2 separate regions of the Homo sapiens genome follow, and region 1 is linked to region 2. A link is an interaction called in ENCODE POLR2A ChIA-PET data of the cell type or tissue named here. Cell type or tissue: HepG2. All regions are shown on one strand. Links, peaks and the distances in the headings refer to the core of each region. The heading gives the core; the rest is flanking DNA. Region 1 overlaps CCDC154 (coiled-coil domain containing 154). Region 2 overlaps BAIAP3 (BAI1 associated protein 3).

Evidence for each region. Peaks named below come from ENCODE experiments on the same cell type or tissue, not always from the same donor. Only the 100,000 strongest peaks of a DNase experiment are listed, where the experiment ranks them.
Region 1: POLR2A ChIA-PET joins it to region 2 with 6 read pairs; 14 of 35 experiments call an interaction of 5 or more read pairs at or near these places.

Annotation. Positions count from the first base shown.
Region 1 is chr16:1,433,719-1,441,976 of GRCh38, forward strand. CCDC154 (coiled-coil domain containing 154) reads right to left here. Exons shown (of 17, transcript NM_001143980.3): 7 at 5,307-5,408; 8 at 5,097-5,225; 9 at 4,901-5,019; 10 at 4,332-4,458; 11 at 4,099-4,236; 12 at 2,974-3,093; 13 at 2,727-2,803; 14 at 2,251-2,368; 15 at 1,371-1,457; 16 at 950-1,134; 17 at 665-816. The coding sequence ends at 690. It overlaps PERCC1 (proline and glutamate rich with coiled coil 1), which reads left to right. Exons shown (of 2, transcript NM_001365310.2): 2 at 1-723. Among named protein-coding and RNA genes, the nearest start is that of CCDC154, 6.7 kb to the right of the region's middle. In HepG2, for the core only: a CTCF peak has its summit at 2,841; a DNase peak (open chromatin) is centred at 2,833; H3K4me3 peaks cover 1,532 bases; H3K27me3 peaks cover 1,305 bases.
Region 2 is chr16:1,337,677-1,345,934 of GRCh38, forward strand. It overlaps BAIAP3 (BAI1 associated protein 3), which reads left to right. Exons shown (of 34, transcript NM_001199097.2): 2 at 864-1,004; 3 at 1,226-1,313; 4 at 1,488-1,568; 5 at 1,820-1,927; 6 at 3,246-3,305; 7 at 3,453-3,519; 8 at 3,618-3,813; 9 at 4,146-4,190; 10 at 4,310-4,387; 11 at 4,505-4,607; 12 at 4,851-4,958; 13 at 5,043-5,138; 14 at 5,237-5,340; 15 at 5,717-5,837; 8 more. The coding sequence starts at 874. Among named protein-coding and RNA genes, the nearest start is that of BAIAP3, 8.2 kb to the left of the region's middle. RefSeq lists enhancers at 693-1,542, 4,433-4,981, 5,888-5,937 and a silencer at 5,238-5,697. In HepG2, for the core only: no CTCF peak of the experiment used is centred there; a DNase peak (open chromatin) is centred at 5,575; H3K4me3 peaks cover 908 bases; H3K27me3 peaks cover 876 bases.

The DNA of each region.
Region 1 (8,258 bases), core at 1,200-5,199, 94 kb after region 2:
TCCAGGTGAGCAGCAAGGGGCGGTGGAGGACAGAGCCCCCCGAGCCAGCCCTCCCACTGCCTGCCCATCCCACCGAACCCCTAGGACTAAGCGGCCCGGAACCTGTGGCCCCTCCCCTGAGCCCCCGGCAGCAGACGGCAGGGCCGGCGACCGCGGGATGAGCGAGGGCTTTCTTGGAGAGGCAGGAAGAGGGGCCCACTGCCCGACCGAGAGAGCAAACAAGGGCCGTCTCCTCCCCAGATGCCGGAAGGCTCTTCCACTGCAGGGCTGCTGGGCTGGAGGGGCTCTGAGGCAGAGCCAGGGAGCCCGAGTCCAGGGGGCTTCCCCGGGTCCTCCTCACAACCCGGGCAGGGGCAGCTCACAGCGGGTCCTGGCGGGGGCAGGCCTAGGTGCTTCTGCGCAGGCCCTAGCCAAGCCCCTTCCACCCCGGGGGGCTCTGGCAGCCCTAGGGGGCCTGGCAGGGAAGGAGAGAGGCTGCTAAAGTGCCATGGAAAGCAACAGCCTGAAGCCGGGCTGGGTTTGGGCAGGACAGGAAGAGTCATGGGGGTCAAGAGACTGGGTCCCTCCAAGCTTGGGCACCCCCGCTGCCAGGGACCTCGCCACCCCGCTCAGCCCCACAGGCCCTGGGTAGGCTGTCTCCCAGCACACATCAGGGAACCTCAGCTCTAATGAGTACAAAGCCAGCACGTTTATTTCTGGATAAACAGTGAGGGTGTGAGCTGCTGCACCTGCTCCTGGCTGTGGGGCTTCTCCAGGACCCCTCCTGGCCTCCGCAGGGCCCTGAGCTTTATGAGGGACGCCTTCCAGCGCAGCCACCTGTCCAGAGATGCGGCACATGGCCCCTGCACCCCCGCCCCACCCCCCATGGCCCACCTGCTGCCTGTGGGCCCCCAGCCCTGAACCCCGGCCCAAAGGCCCAGGAGGCCGCGCCGGGATCCCTGCTGCCCACCTCACAGCCTGGTACACGCCCCAGCAGTTCATGGGCACCACCTTGCCAGGCGCCATGTCCTTGATGAAGACCCGCGGCCTCACCAGGGATGGGAGCGCCTTCCAGCTGCCCAGCGGCGTCCGCGGGCCCTCCTCACTCCACAGCCGGAGCACACTCTCCCACAGGGTGGCCATCTCCTGCGTGCGCTGTGGGACGGGGATGCTGGTGTCACCCAGGAGCCAGACCTCCGGGCAGGGGATGGCAAACGGGGGCTTATCTCCCACCGGGAGCCTGGAAGCCATTTATCTTCAGGGAAACCCTGCCCATGGCCAGACACTTGGACAGACAGACACTGGCGCCTGCAGCAGGGCAGGCGGGGAGGCGGCAGGGCTGAGGGAGCGGGTGGGAGCTGGGCGGTGCCGGCCGGGCAAGGCCTCCTCACCAGCCGGGCCTCAGTGTTGAACCTGAGGTTCTGGATGGTCTTGTTGGCCTGGACGCAGTTTTCCAGCTTCATTATTTGGTTCTGAAACTAAACATGGCCCCCATTTGGGCACAGACAGGGCCAGTCTGCTGGCATCCTGCTGTCCCCACAGGCACCCCGATATCCACTGTTGAGTGCTTACAGCTTGGGCAGGGGCCACCTGCTGAAATGCTGGTCCTCGTCCCCACTGCAGGGCCCAGGACAAGCTCCGCTGAGGAAGCGGCAGCCTGAGAGTGGCCCTGCGGGGACCTGGCCAGGGCTCAGGGTTGTTCCGGCCCTCGTGGCTGCGGACGGCACCCCGGTGTGGGGGCTCCAGGCAGGTGCCTCCACTTAGAACTGCCAGAGGCTGAGACAAGCTGGGGTGGCCCAGGGACAGCTGTTTTTGTTTTTGTTTTTGTTTTGTTTTGTTTTGTTTGAGATGGAGTTTCACTCTTGTTGCCCAGGTTAGAATGCAATGGCGCGATCTTGGCTCACCGCAACCTCCACCTTCCAGGTTCGAGTGATTCTCCTGCCTCAGCCTCCCGAGTAACTGGGACTACAGGCATGCGCCACCATGCCTGGCTAATTTTTGTATTTTTAGTAGAGACAGGGTTTCTCCATGTTGGTCAGGCGGGTCTCAAACTCCTGACCTCAGGTGATCCACCCGCCTCGGCCTCCCAAAGTGCTGGAATTATGGGTGTAAGCCACCCCGCCTGGCCTCCGACAGGTGGTTTTCTGAGCGTCTCCTGCTGGCTGGAAAATGCCCCGTAGGCTGGGGGTCCTGCCTCTCCGCACGGCTGCCCCGTCTGAACCTGATGGCTCCCCCTCTCTCCCAGCTGGGTGCGGGCAGCCCCAGGACTACCGTGGCCAGCTTGCCCTGCATCTCCGCGATCTTCCGCCCAGGGTTGTCTTCCTTTAGCAGCTGCACGGATGATAGTAGCGTGGCCAGCTCCTGCCGCAGGGCCCCAACCTTGAACTCCCTATGGGCACCAGAGGCCGAGGCTGGCTGTCGGGTGTGCTCGGGGGTAGGGCCAGGACCGGGGACAAAGGCCACTCCCACAGCCACCACAGGGTTAAGGAGGCTCGAGGGGGCTCAGCCCTGTCACCCCTCCAGTGGGGAAGGTGGGGGTCCCCAACGGGGGGTAGAGGGAGGGGCTGGAGGCGCCTCAGAGGCTGCACCAGGGTGGCAGGGTGAGCCCGGTGCTGGGCCAGGCCCGGGCTCAGGGGGAACAGGTCTGTCACGATACCAGGGGATTGTGGAGAGTAGCGTGGGGACCGGCCCAGCCCAGTAACGGTCAGCAGAGCCCCTGCCCCTCTCCCAGGGCCTGGAGGCTGTACCTGGCCTTGCCTTCGGCGGAAATCCTGAGGTCTGAGTCGCTCTTATGAAGCAGGCACTTGTCGGAGACACTCTCTATCTGAACACAGAGCCGGGAGCGGCGGGCAGCCCCAGGGCGCCATCTAGGACCAGCCTTGGCCTCGACCCACACAGGGAGAGGGAGGAGGGGAGAGGACAAGGTGCAGGGAGAAGGGTCCCACGCCACCTCCAAGGCCCAAGTACACCAAGGCTGGCTGTGCCTTCGCCCACCTGCTGGGGGAGGCCATCCACCTTCTCCCGCACCCCTCGCAGGTGTTCGGTCACCTCCTTCCGCCACCTGGCCAGGTCCTCCAGGGACTTCCTCTCTGCACCTTCCCATTCGGTCTTTGCCTGGGGTACAGATGCCCAGTGAGGGACAAAGCCAAGAGAGGGGGGACAGACAGATGGAAAGACGGACACGGGGAGCTCTGGGGAGCAGGCGGCCCCCACCCCCACTTCCAGCTCTGAGACATTTGTGCACAGGCCTGCAGGCGGCTGGGATGGCCTGGCCGGGCACGCTCTGGAGACACACATGCCAAGGCAGGGCCTGGGCAGCCGAGGGCCCGTGGGGGCTGTTCCGACCACACAGGTGCCCGAGGGAGGCAGGGCAGGCCCCGGTGGGACCCAGCCCCGAAACGCAGGGTGTCGCCCACGTTTGCAGCCGCGCTCGCGTGTCGGTGGATGAGCGGGAACCGGGGGGCGGCGCCTACGCAATGCACGTTACGCCGCGGTGGAAGGGGTGAAGCTCTGCGCACGAGGCCCCGAGGAGCGGGAAACGGGATGCCCGTGGGTGTCACCGCCACAGCGGCCGCACCGTGCGTGGCTCTGTTTCCTGGAAACGTCCAGAACAGGCAGCCCCCGAGACAGGGAGGGGCCCAGCGGTCGCCAGGGGAAGTGGGGATGGGAATGAGTGCGGATGGGGCTGAGGTTCTTCCTGAAGGATGAATGCTCTGAAACTGTGAATAGACACACGGAACTGTGCACGTTCACGGGTGAACCGTGTGGGGAGTGAATCCATCTCAACAGAGCTGTTACACAGTGAACAAGAGCACGAGGGGTGGAGGCCGCTTGTCTGCCCCGCCGTGAGCTGCCCGCATGGCCGGGCCGTGGGCCGAGGCTCCAGCTCGGGCCTCACGGGCTGCAGATGCTGGGCCGAGGCTGCTCAGCGGCTGTCCTGCCCCACACAGGAGTCTCTGGGGCTCGGGGTCTCCCAGGCCCTGGGGACAGTCGCTGGGTGGGACGGGAGGCTTGGGACCGGCCTGTCAGGCCTCTACCCTGGGGGCAGTGGTGGGCTGAGAGCTGGAGGGGTGGGGACTCCCCATAGCCCCGCCTGCCCCCGCCCGCTGCCTGGCGCACCTCGGACAGCCTGAGGCCCAGCATCTGCTCCTGCAGATCGAGCCGGCTGCTCAGAGCCGGGAGATGGCCACTCAGCTCCTTTAACTGCCCGGCCAGCTGCGCCACGGATGCCTCCAGAGCCCGGCTCTTCTCTCGGAGCTGCAGGGGACAGGTGGGCACGGGGAGGCCTGGCTGAGCGCCCATCCCGTGTGCGTGGGAGACCCCGTTGGGGACATGTTGCGCTACCCCCTCACCAGCACCAGCTCTCCATGCATCTCCTGCCGGGCCAGCTCGCCAGCCAGCTGTGCGGCCTCCAGGTTCTCCTGCACATAGGCGGCCAGCTCCCCAGCCCGGCTTTCCTCCAAGCGCCCCTTGGCGTCCCTAGGGGTTGGGGACACATAGACACCCTCAGTGGAGCCTGCCCACCTCTCAGCCCTGGGCCAGGGAGGGGAGCTTGGCTGCTGGCTCCAGAACCTCCCAGGAGACCCTGGGATCGGAAGATGGGGTGCGGTCACAGTGCCACCAACACGGGTTCACTCCCCATGGCCACCAAGATGGGCGTTCACTCCCCACGGCCACCAAGACAGGGGTTCCCTCCCCATGGCCACAGCTGAGTGCCCCAGGGAGGGCAGGCTGGGTGAGGGACAGGAGGCCCCACAGGAGGGAGGAGGGTTCGCACCATCCAGCTGCAGCCCTCGGGGTCGAGCACTCTGCTCGGGGGAGGCAAGGTCATTCCCTGCTGAGTCGGCCACTGCGGCCCCCTCCTGAGTGGGACATCAGGGGTCCCCCCGCCTGACAGCACCTGAGGCCCCAGGACACCCACCAGGCTTTCTCCTCGGCCAGTAGGACACGGTTCAGCGACGCCTGGTTCTGCTGCACAAACTTGGTCAGCTGGGCCACGGCAGCATCCAGGCCCTGGCACTGCTCCAGGAGGTGGCTCTCCTGCCAGGGGGTGGAGGCCGCCCTGAGACCTGCACCCCGGCCCCGGCCCCACCTGCCCGCCGCCCGCCCGGCCCCACCTCATGCTGCCCCTGCAGGGCCCGCAGGCGCTCCTCCATCAGCCCCCGAAGCTTCTCCCACCGGCTCTCCAGCTCGCCCCGCAGGCTGCCCTCCAGCTTCAGCCGTGAGCTCTCCGAGGCCTTCATTCTCTGTGGGGAGACCCCACTGTCAGCTGCAGGTCTGCGTCTGGGAAGGGGGGCAGGGCAGGCCAGCCGCGGGCAGGCTCCCACCTTCTCCAGGGCCAGGAAGCTCTTCTGCAGGAAGCCGCACAGCTTGGCCTCCCTCTTCAGGAAGCGCAGGCTCACCTCTTCGCCGAGCTTGGTCACCTGGGCCTGGGGCGGAGGCACATTGTCCCGTGTGCAGCCTCTGCTGGACACGCAGCCGGTCCCCCTCCTGCCCATGGTCTCCATCAGAGTTGGAGTCCCCTGCTGTCCCCAAGCCCTGAGCCCGGCTGAGCTGGGCCTGCCACACCCTCAGCCGGAAGAAAGCCACGGCGGGCAGGACCACTCTGTACCCAGACGACCAACCAGGCATGGGTTTGTGAAGCATGAGAAGGCCACGCTCAGGTGGGGTCCAGACACACTTGGCACCCACCACCGAGGCTGCCCAGGGAAGGCCCCCCAGCCGCCACCAGGCCCGGCAGGGAAGCAGGAGTGTCGTGCAGGTGTCCCCATGCACGGGGAGCCAGGTGGGCTGGGCAGAGCCTTGGGGCCTTGTCTCCACACCAACAGCTGCTTTCCTGCCGCCCTGAAGGGGAGGGGAGGGGGGAGGCGCAGCCGGCCCCATCCCTGCATCTCATACACGCAAAGGGTAGGCAGGCGGCACAGGCCCTTCATCAGCCACGGAGAGGCGCCTCCCGGGAAACTTCCCCTCCACCCAAGCCCCTGCTGGCCTCCTGCCCCCCAGGAGGTCACCTTAGAGTAGATATTTTTCTGTAAAAAGCCAGATGGTACATGTTCCCACCTCATGGGATCTCTGTTGTAACCCTCTCAGCATGGCGGTTACAGCCCCCACAGTAGACATTGACAACATGTAAAAAATGTTCCTGTGTGCCAATAAAACTTTATTTACAAAAACAAGCAGTGACTGGCGCAATGACTCACTCCCACTTTGGGAGGCCGAGGCTGGTGGATCACCTGAGGTCAGAGGTTCAAGACCAGCCTGGCCAACATGGTGAAACCCTGTCTCTACTAAAACTACAGAAAGTAGCCAGACATGGACAGCTGTCTGTAATCCCAGCTACTCTGGAGGCTGAGGCAGGAGAATCGCTTGAACCCAGGAGATGGAGGTTGCAGTGAGCTGAGATCATGCCACTGTAACTCCAGCCTGGGCGACAGAGCGAGACTGTCAGAAAAAAAAAAAAAAAAAAAAATGGCCGGGCGAGGTGGCTCACGCCTGAAATCCCAACACTTTGGGAGGCCGAGGTGGGCGGATCATGAGGTCAGGAGATCAAGACTATCCTGGCTAACACGGTGAAATCCTGTCTCTGCTAAAAATACAAAAAATTTAGCTGGGCATGGTGATGCGTGCCTGTAGTCCCAGCTCCTTGGGAGGCTGAGGTAGGAGAATGGTGTGAACCCGGGAGGTGGGGCTTGTAGTAAGCTGAGATCACGCCACTGCACTCCAGCCTGGGCAACAGAGCGAGACTCCATCTCAGAAAAGAAAAGAGAAGGGAAGAGAAGAGAAGAGAAGAGAACAGAAAAGAGAAGAGAAGAGAAGAGAAGAGAAAAAAGAAAAGAAAGGAAAAGAGAAAAGAAAAGAAAACTTTTTGGGAGGCTGAGGCAGGAGGATCACTTGAGCCCAGGAGTTTGAGACTGGCCTGGGCAACACAGTGAGACCCCGTCTCTACAAAACATCAAAAAATTAGCCAGGCGGGCTGGGCGCAGTGGCTCACGCCTGTAATCCCAGCACTTTGGGAGGCCGAGATGGGCAGATCACGAGGTCAGGAGATCGAGACCATCCTAGCTAACACAGTGAAACCCCATCTCTACTAAAAATACAAAAAAATTAGCCGGGCGTGGTGGTGGGCGCCTGTAGTCCCAGCTACTCGGGAAGCTGAGGCAGGAGAATGGTGTGAACGTGGGAGGCGGAGCTTGTAGTGAGCCGAGATCGTGCCACTGCACTCCAGCCCAGGCAACAGAGGGAGACTCCGTCTTAAAAAAAAAAAAAAAAAAATTAGCCAGGCATGGTGGCATGCGCCCGCAGTCACAGCTACTGGGAAGGCTAAGGCAAGAGGATCACTTGAGCCTGGGGGGTTGAGGCTGCAGTGAGCTGTGATGGCACCACCACGCTCCAGCCTGAACAACCAGGCAATACCCTGTCTCAAAACAAAAAACGAGTGTCGGCCTGGCTTTGCTGCCTCTGGCCCTAGAGAGCACTCAGACACCCGGACTCAGGGAAAGGCAGACGCCCTCATGAGCGGCAGCTCCCCCACACCTGGCACCTTGGGAATCCTCAGCCCAGCACCCCTGCCTGCTCCACACGGCCACTCAGTAACTTCCTGAAGGGCAGTGAGAGGGAGGCTGCCGGCTCCGGGCAGTGGAGCTATGTGGGTGGCAGCTGGGTGCCCCGGCAGTCCTGGCCCCTCACCCAGCGTACTGCCTGATGCGCACGGGAGCTGGCTGCAGTCCCCGGTCTCTATTTGTGGAGCTCAGACCCGGGCTGCTGAAATGTGCAGCTGCCCGTTCCCTCCCCACCCACAGCGGAGGCCCCTGCTGAGGCCACAGCAGGAGGGGGAGCCACTCCAGCCCCGTGGGTGGGACCCTGGCTTCTAGGAACTCGTGTCCTCGAGGAAGGTGAACTCCGCTTTGTGTGCAGGGAAAGGTGGAGCCCGAGAGTGGCCGTGGAAGGGGCTTCGGGGCTGCGATCTGTGGACCCGGGCAGGCGCTGGCTGTGTGGGGAGGGGTGGAGGCGGCAGGACACAGGCAGCTTCCTGGGACGAAGAGCGCCCAGATCTGCAGCTGCCGGCCCCACGTGGCAACTGAGCTTTTTTTTGAGATGAGGTCTCGCTGTGTTGCCCAGGCTGGTCTTGACTTCCCAGGCTCAAGCGATCCTCCCGCCTCGGCCTCCCAAAAGTGCTGGGATTTACAGGCGTGTGCCACTGCACGTGGCCTGAGCTTTTGTTTTTTTGTTTTGTTTTGTTTTTTGAAATGGAGTCTCACTCTGTCACCAGGCTGGAGTGG
Region 2 (8,258 bases), core at 3,643-7,642:
CTGCTGCTGCTGCTCCAAGCAGGAGGCTGACAGGTTGGCTCAGTTGTCATGGCAACATGAGGGGAACTGACGCTGGATGGACTGGGAGGGAACTGTAGCCCCTACACCCGGCATTTTCCAGCGGGGCCCGGCTCGCTTCATGTTCTCGTTTGTACCAACTATGGGGAGCAGGCCCTGCTTTGTGGGGACACTGCCCCCCACCTTCTACTGTCCACCTCAGGTTTGCTGACCAGCTCCTGGGGTGAGGAGGGGGCATTGACCCCCGCTGTGCTTGGTGAGCGAGGACCCCCAGGCAGTCCCCTCCAGGGCCTCCTGGCCACATGGGCATCCTCCACCCAGGATGTCAGGGTTCTGGCGAGTTTTTACCTCCTACATAGGAGAGCTGGGTACCTGGCATCCGTCCTGGCCCCAGAGTCGGCACGGGGGCTGGGGGAGCTGAGTGCTGTGGCCCAGATCTTGGTCCTCTTGATGCAGCCCCAGGAAACAGGCGCCTCCTGCTGTGCTGTCGCGGGGAGGGGTGTGGGGGGCGAGTGTGGCAACCGCCTCCCTCGCCAGTGAGACCCCATAAGTCCCTGATGGACCCCCAGCTCTGGGTGGGCACCAGCCCCGCCTTTGACAGCATTTGCTACCTCCTCCCTGAAGCCGCCCTGCAGGGGGCGCAGGGACTTAGCCGGTCACCCAGCAGGTGTGGGGACAGGAGCCCTCACCGCCTGACCAGGTGCCCAGCGCCATCCAGGCTGTGGGTGAGCTCCCAGGCCTCTGCCCCACCTCTTCCCGCCCCACCCCCCCACCCCCCCGCCTGCTGTGGTGCACGGAGGGTTGAGTGGACGACCTGAGGCTGCGGGCTGTGCTCTCTGCTGTAGGTCACCCGCCATGTCGACCTTGCTGGACATTAAGAGCAGCGTGCTCAGGCAGGTGCAGGTGTGCCCGTCCTTCCGCCGCAGGACTGAGCAGGACCCAGGGAGTGCCAGCGCCGACCCGCAGGAGCCTGCCACGGGGGCCTGGTGGGTGCCGAGGGGCCCAGCCCCACACGCCCACAGGGCCATTTCCCGCCAGACTTCACACATGGCCGCCCCTGCCCCAGCACCCCTGGGCGGGAAGGAGGGTCTGCAGTTAGCTGTGCCACACTGTGGATGTCACATGGCCCTTCCTGCCCCTGGAGTCGAGGGTCCCAGGCAGGGGCCAGCGTGCTGAGAGCTGTGAGCTGACCCGGCTCTTTCTCCAGGAAACCCGGGGATGGCGTGGAGTTCTTTGCCCACATGCGCCTCATGCTGAAGAAGGGGGAAGGCAGACAGGGCTTGCCGTGCCTCGAGGTAAGGGTGCCACCCCCAGGGCCCGATACCACAGCCCAGCATGGGGCTCCCCCTTTGCTCCTCCCCGCTCCCTCCTGCCCTCGCTCCCACCTCCTGGGGCACCACCTGTCTTCCCTGCTGCAGGCCTGGGGCTCTCCCTGCCGTCAGAGCCCTCACCCTGGGCCCCACACACAGGTCCCCCTGCGCAGTGGCTCGCCAGCACCCCCGGAGCCTGTGGATCCCAGCCTCGGCCTGAGAGCCCTGGCCCCAGAGGAGGTAAAGGTGGGGGTCGGAACCAGGGGCAGTCGTCTGCAGCGGCTGCTCCCTCAGCCGTTTAGAGGCACCTACTGTGTGCACAGGGTCTGGTGATGGCAGAGAGCCAGGGTGAGTGGGTGGGTGAGTGAGGAGCGGAGGGGCTCCTGGTGCAAAGAGGCAGAGGTGGGGCCTGGGCTCAGGCAGACAGGAGGTGCTGCTGAGGGCTGGGGGCCTGGGACGCGGCACTGTGGCCGCCCTTCCCCCACCTGCAGGTGGAGATGCTCTACGAGGAGGCCCTGTACACGGTGCTTTACCGCGCGGGTACCATGGGCCCTGACCAGGTGGACGACGAGGAGGCCCTGCTCAGCTATCTCCAGCAGGTCAGCCCACCCTGACCCCGACCCAGACCCTGACAGCTTCCCCACCTCAACCCCTTCCCCACCCACTGACACCATCATCACCCAAACAGTATGCAGAATCTCCCCGATCCGTGCACAGCACACAGAGACGGCTGCAGGTGCACACACACACACGCACACAGGCTGCAGGTGCACACAGACACACGCACACAGGCTGCAGGTGCACACAGACACACACACAGGCTGCAGGTGCACACAGACACACGCACACAGGCTGCAGGTGCACACAGACACACGCACACAGGCTGCAGGTGCACACAGACACGCACACAGGCTGCAGGTGCACACAGACACGCACACAGGCTGCAGGTGCACACAGACGCACGCACACACACAGGCTGCAGGTGCATACAGATGCACACGCACACAGGCTGCAGGTGCACACAGACACACGCACACAGGCTGTAGGTGCACACAGACACGCACACACACAGGCTGCAGGTGCACACAGACACAGGCACACAGGCTGCAGGTGCACACAGATGCACAGGCACACAGGCTGCAGGTGCACACAGACACACGCACACAGGCTGCAGGTGCACACAGACACACGCACACAGGCTGCAGGTGCACACAGACACACACACAGGTTGCAGGTGCACACAGACGCATACGCACACAGGCTGCAGGTGCACACAGACACACACACAGGCTGCAGGTGCGCACAGATGCCCAGGCACACAGGCTGCAGGTGCACACAGACACACGCACACAGGCTGCAGGTGCACACAGACACGCACACAGGTTGCAGGTGCACACAGATGCACGCACATAGGCTGCAGGTGTACACAGACATGCACACAGGTTGCAGGTGCACACAGATGCACACGCACACAGGCTGCAGGTGTACACAGACACACGCACACAGGCTGCAGGTGCACACAGACACGCACACACACACACAGGCTGCAGGTGCACACAGACACACACAGGCTGCATGTCTACACAGACACACACACATACATGCACATAGGCTGACAGACGCACCTCGAAGGACGCTCCCGGCTTCCACCTGCATGTGCTCTGAACTCCCCTGTCCTCCCGTGGCCCCCATTCCCACGCATGCACTTGCGTGGCCCTCATCACACCCACCATCTCTGGGCATGCCCAGGCCCCTTGGCACAAACCCTCTGCCGCTGCCTCCCAGGCTTCCCCCAACCCTGCACCCGTGAGGACTGAGGTTGGGTGTCTGTGACGGGCTGAGCCCGAGGTCCCAGCACAGTGGCCAGCCTCGCTTCAGGGGTTGCCTAGGCCCTGCCAACCCAGCCACCCTCCACAGGTGTTTGGCACCAGCCTTGAGGAGCACACTGAGGCCATCGAGCGAGTGAGGAAGGCCAAGGTGAGGCCGCCACTGCCTGGGCAGGCACTGACCAGCACGTGCCTGCGTGGCGGGGGCACGGGGCAAGGCCCTGTCACCTCCATGCTAAGTAGGGCATCTGGGGGGCAGCTCAGCCTCACCAGGCCCCCCACGCCCCTCTGTCCACAGGCCCCCACGTATGCCCTGAAAGTCTCTGTCATGCGTGCCAAGAACCTTCTGGCCAAGGACCCCAACGGTGAGTGGGGACCCAGCAGACCTCGGCTGCGCCGAGGCCTGGCGGCCATGGAGGGCCAGAGGGCGTGGGGCCAGGGCTGAGACGCCTGCCGTGCCCAGGCTTCAGCGACCCATACTGCATGCTGGGCATCCTGCCTGCCTCGGACGCCACGCGGGAGCCCCGTGCACAGAAGGAGCAGCGCTTCGGCTTCCGCAAGGGCAGCAAGCGCGGTGGACCCCTGCCTGCCAAGTGCATCCAGGTCACCGAGGTGAAGAGCAGCACCCTGAACCCCGTCTGGAAGGAGCACTTCCTCTTGTGAGGCCCTCGCCCGTCTGGGTGCGGGAGGGGGGCTCTGCCTGGGGTCCAGAGCTGGGCTGTGCCTGGAGGGTGGTGGCTCGCAGCAGCTCCCGGTCTCTTTGGGGCCGTGTGCCCACTTTCCAGAGGAGAAAACTGAGGCCCAGAGATGGGCGTTGTGCCACCGGGGCCACACGGCTGGCAACACCTGGCGGGATCAGGATTTGGACCTGAACAGCCTGTCTGGAGAGCGGGTGCTTGTGGCCTGGTCCCTGCTGCTTCTGGACTCCCTGACCCCGGCCTGGGCAGAGCCTCGCCGGGGACCCTCATGGGCATCTCTGTTCTCCTTGTAGCGAGATTGAGGATGTGAGCACGGACCAGCTGCACCTGGACATCTGGTACAGGCCCCTGCGCCATGCAGGGCGGCGGGGATGCACACCTTTTGCGGGGGAGCAGGACGGACTCAGGGCCCGGCTGCGGGCTCCAGACAAGCCAGGTCCTCCCCTGTCCCCACCAGGGATCATGACGACGATGTATCCCTGGTAGAAGCGTGCAGGAAGCTGAATGAAGTCATCGGCCTGAAGGGCATGGGCAGGTATGACTGCTGGGACCTTTCTACCCATCACCCGTGCCCTCAGCTTGGTCATGGGGCCCGGCGGGCAGTGGCTCCCCAGGAGCCATCAGCGTGATGCTCACCACCTGTGGTGGCCAGGTACTTCAAACAGATCGTCAAGTCAGCCCGCGCAAACGGGACAGCAGGACCCACCGAGGACCACACCGATGACTTCCTGGGGTGCCTCAACATACCTGTCCGGGTGAGTGGGTGTGGGGTGGGGCTGGTGACACTTAGAGAAGGGCCTGGGGAGTGTCCCAGCCTTCAAGGGGCAGGGCACTGCCTGGAGAAGCTCCTGCTTTTGGGCCTCCACTGAGTGCGCTTGTCACCCTCATTCCCCGGAGAAGGGAAGCCCAGGCCATGTGGTCTCTCCAGGGTCTCACAGAGTCAGTGTGGAAGGGGAGGGGGAGGAGTCTGGTGGGCCTGACCCCCATGCTACCCCCAGGAGGTGCCTGTGGCTGGCGTCGACCGCTGGTTCAAGCTGGAGCCACGCTCCAGTGCCTCGCGTGTGCAGGGACACTGCCACCTGGTTCTCAAGCTGATCACTACGCAGGTGGGGAAAGTGGGCGTCCCCGTCCTCCACCCCCGTCCTTGGGGCGGGGGCAGAGCTGGTGACTGGGTGGGCTCTGCGTTGCAGAGGGATACGGCCATGAGCCAGCGCGGGCGATCCGGCTTCCTGTCCCACCTGCTGCTGCTCAGCCATCTGCTGCGGTTGGAGCACTCAGCAGAGGAGGTAGTGGGTGCGCCTAGGATTGGAACAGCCCGGCAGGGGGCCTGAGGAGGGGATGTGGGGCTGTCCCGCCTCCACCCACGACAGACCTCCTCCCCCAGCCCAACTCCAGCAGCTGGCGAGGAGAGCTCAGCACACCAGCCGCCACCATCCTCTGCCTGCACGGAGCCCAGAGCAACCTGTCACCCTTGCAGCTGGCCGTGCTGTGAGTGGGTGGAGCTACGAGTGGGCGGGGAATGTGGGCGGGCGTGAGCGAGTGGGGCATCGGGGGCCATGCGGTGAGTGGATGTCGTGGCTGGGAGGGTGGGGCAGGGAAAGGGGCGGTGCTGAGTAGGTGGGGCTGCGCTGATTGGGCGGGAAGGGAAGGGGGCGGTGCTACGGGTAGGTGAGGCAGCGAAAGGGGCGGTGCCATGAGTAGGTACGGCAGCGCTAATTGGAGGGCAGGGAAAGGGGCAGTGCTATGAGTAGGCGCGGCAGTGCTGATTGGGTGGGGCAGAGAAAGGGGTAGTGCTGTAGGCGGTGCTGAGTGGGCATGGCAGGGGCGGGGTTCATACCCTTTGACCATGGGCCGGGCCCCACAGGCACTGGCAGGTCAGCAGCCGCCACCATCAAACCTGCACGCTGGACTACAGCTACCTGCTGGGGCTGCTGGAGGACATGCAGGCACACTGGGAAGAGGCTCCTTCACTGCCCCAGGAGCAGGTGGGTGCAGCCGGGACCTTCTTGCCAGCCATGGCGAAGGGAGTGCTGGGGACTGGGGTCGCTCAGTGCCGGTCGGCGAGGGGCAGAGTCCTGCCCGCGTGGGGGTCAAAGACAAATGGACAAACTGTATGACGTGGGCGAGAGCCAGCGCTCTGCAGAAAGGAGACGGGAGACTCGTGGGAGTCACCTCGGGGGGCGGCCAGGACTTAGGACAGGGCTGGGGAAAGCCGCCAAGGTGGCGCCCATCTGAGCGACAGGAGGGAGCGGCCCTGGCAGGACGGACGTGGGAACTGCAGGGGCACAGGCCCTACGTGAGCTGCGTGGGTGGAAACCGAGGCTGGGACAGGCCGTCTGGGACAGGCCGACTGGGCCTGTGGAGGGTGCTGCTCAGAGCAGAGCTGGGCTGACCATGCCCGGGGAAGGGTGTTGCGGGCCAAGGCAGGGAGGATGTTTCTCCTCATCAGTGGCCGGTCGGGGCTGCTGGCACTGAAGGGCCCTGTCCCCACAGGAGGAGAGCCTGGCTGATAGCCTTTCCGCCTTCTCTGAGTTCGGGCTGCAGCTGCTGCGCCAGCTCCGAGACTACTTCCCTGCCACCAACAGCACCGCTGTCCACCGCCTGGAGCTGCTGCTGAAGTGGGTGCAGCGCCGCGTGTCAGCGTGGGTGGGGGCGGCTGGCAGGGCAGGCCCCACGTCAGCGTGCTGCCCCCACCCAGGTGTCTGGGCAAGCTGCAGCTCTTCCAACCCTCCTTTGAGATCTGCCCCTTCGAGTCGGAGCTGAACATGGACATTGCTGCGGCCCTGAAGGTGTGTTCCAAAGCCCAGTGGAGGCCGGCTGCTAAGCCCTCCCTTCCCCTTCCCTGCCTTCCCGTCCCCTGCACCTCTGCACCACGGTCTCTTGCCCACCTCTTCCTCTTCCCTGCAATCCACCATGCTGTCTTGGTGGTGTCTGTTGCAGAGAGGCAACCGTGAGTGGTACGACAGGATCCTGAATGACAAGAGTCCCCGAGAGCAGGTGCAGTTGTGGGGGACCCTGGCCATGAGGGGTACGGGCAGCCGAGAGGTGGGTACGAGCTAGGCTTCCTTGCAGCCAGGACCACAGCGCCTGCCTGGGCTGGTTGTGCTGGCTGACGCCGTCTATGATGACCTTCAGTTCTGCTACAGTGTGTACGCCAGCCTCTTCCACAGGTGGGCCTGGCCCCTCAGTGCTGTCCTGGGGCTGGGGTCGGAGCCAACAGGGCCTGCAGGTGGGGCGCAGGTGGATGAGGTGTGTCCCTTGCTCTGCAGCATCCTCAATGTGGACGTCTTCACCCTGACCTTCCGGCAGCTGGAGCGTCTGGTGAGGAGGGTCCCTGACCCCGGGTGCCTGCCAGGCATGGGGAAGTGGGCAGATGCCCTTGGCTAGGACGGTCCTGGGATTCCTTGCTGCTGGAGGCCTGATCCTGCTGTCCCGGACAGGTGGCTGAGGAGGCGTGGGTGCTGACGGAGGAGCTGAGCCCCAAGATGACCCTGGAGGTGGCCTCGGGGCTCTTTGAGCTCTACCTGACCCTGGCTGACCTCCAGCGCTTCTGGGATAGCATCCCTGGCCGGTGGGTGCCCCGTCCCTATCTCTTGCAGACAGACTTTGGGACCAGGGCCCCAGGACCTGTGAGGGGGACGGTCCTGGAGCTGTGAGCCTGGAACGTGCTGGTTAAGGTGTCTGAGTCAGGGCCGAGCCCTCACAACCCTCCCACCACAGGGACAGCCGCTCTCTGGCCCTGGCTGGCATCCACGCCCCCTTCCTGCCTGCTGTGAAGCTCTGGTTCCAAGTGCTGAGGGACCAGGCCAAGTGGAGGCTTCAGGGAGCCGTGGACATGGACACGGTGACAGCTGCCCTGGCCTGAGGACACTGGGGCTGGTCCAGGCCCCCAGCCTCCCCCGCCTCCCCAGCAACCCCAGCCTCCCCAGCAACCCCCAGCCTCCTCCGCCTCCCCAGCCTCCCCCTCAACCCCAGCCTCCCCGGCCTCCTCCGCAACCCCAGCCTCCCCAGCAACCCCAGCCTCCCCAGCAACCCCAGCCTCCTCAGCAACCCCAGCCTCCCCCGCAACCCCAGCCTCCTCAGCAACCCCAGCCTCCCCCACAACCCCAGCCTCCCCGGCCTCCTCCGCAACCCCAGCCTCCCCCACAACCCCCGCCTCCCCCACCTCCCCAGCCTCCCCTGCCTCCCCAGCAAACCCAGCCTCCCCTGCCTCCCTAGCTGGAGCCCGTGGACGCCTCCTCCAGGCACAGCAGCTCCGCAGCCACTGCTGGTCTCTGCCTCAGCCACATCCAGGAGTTGTGGGTGCGCCTGGCGTGGCCTGACCCTGCCCAGGCTCAGGGGCTGGGCACCCAGCTTGGCCAGGTGTGTGGGTGGGCCCTGGGGGTGAGGGGAACGGGTGGGAGAGG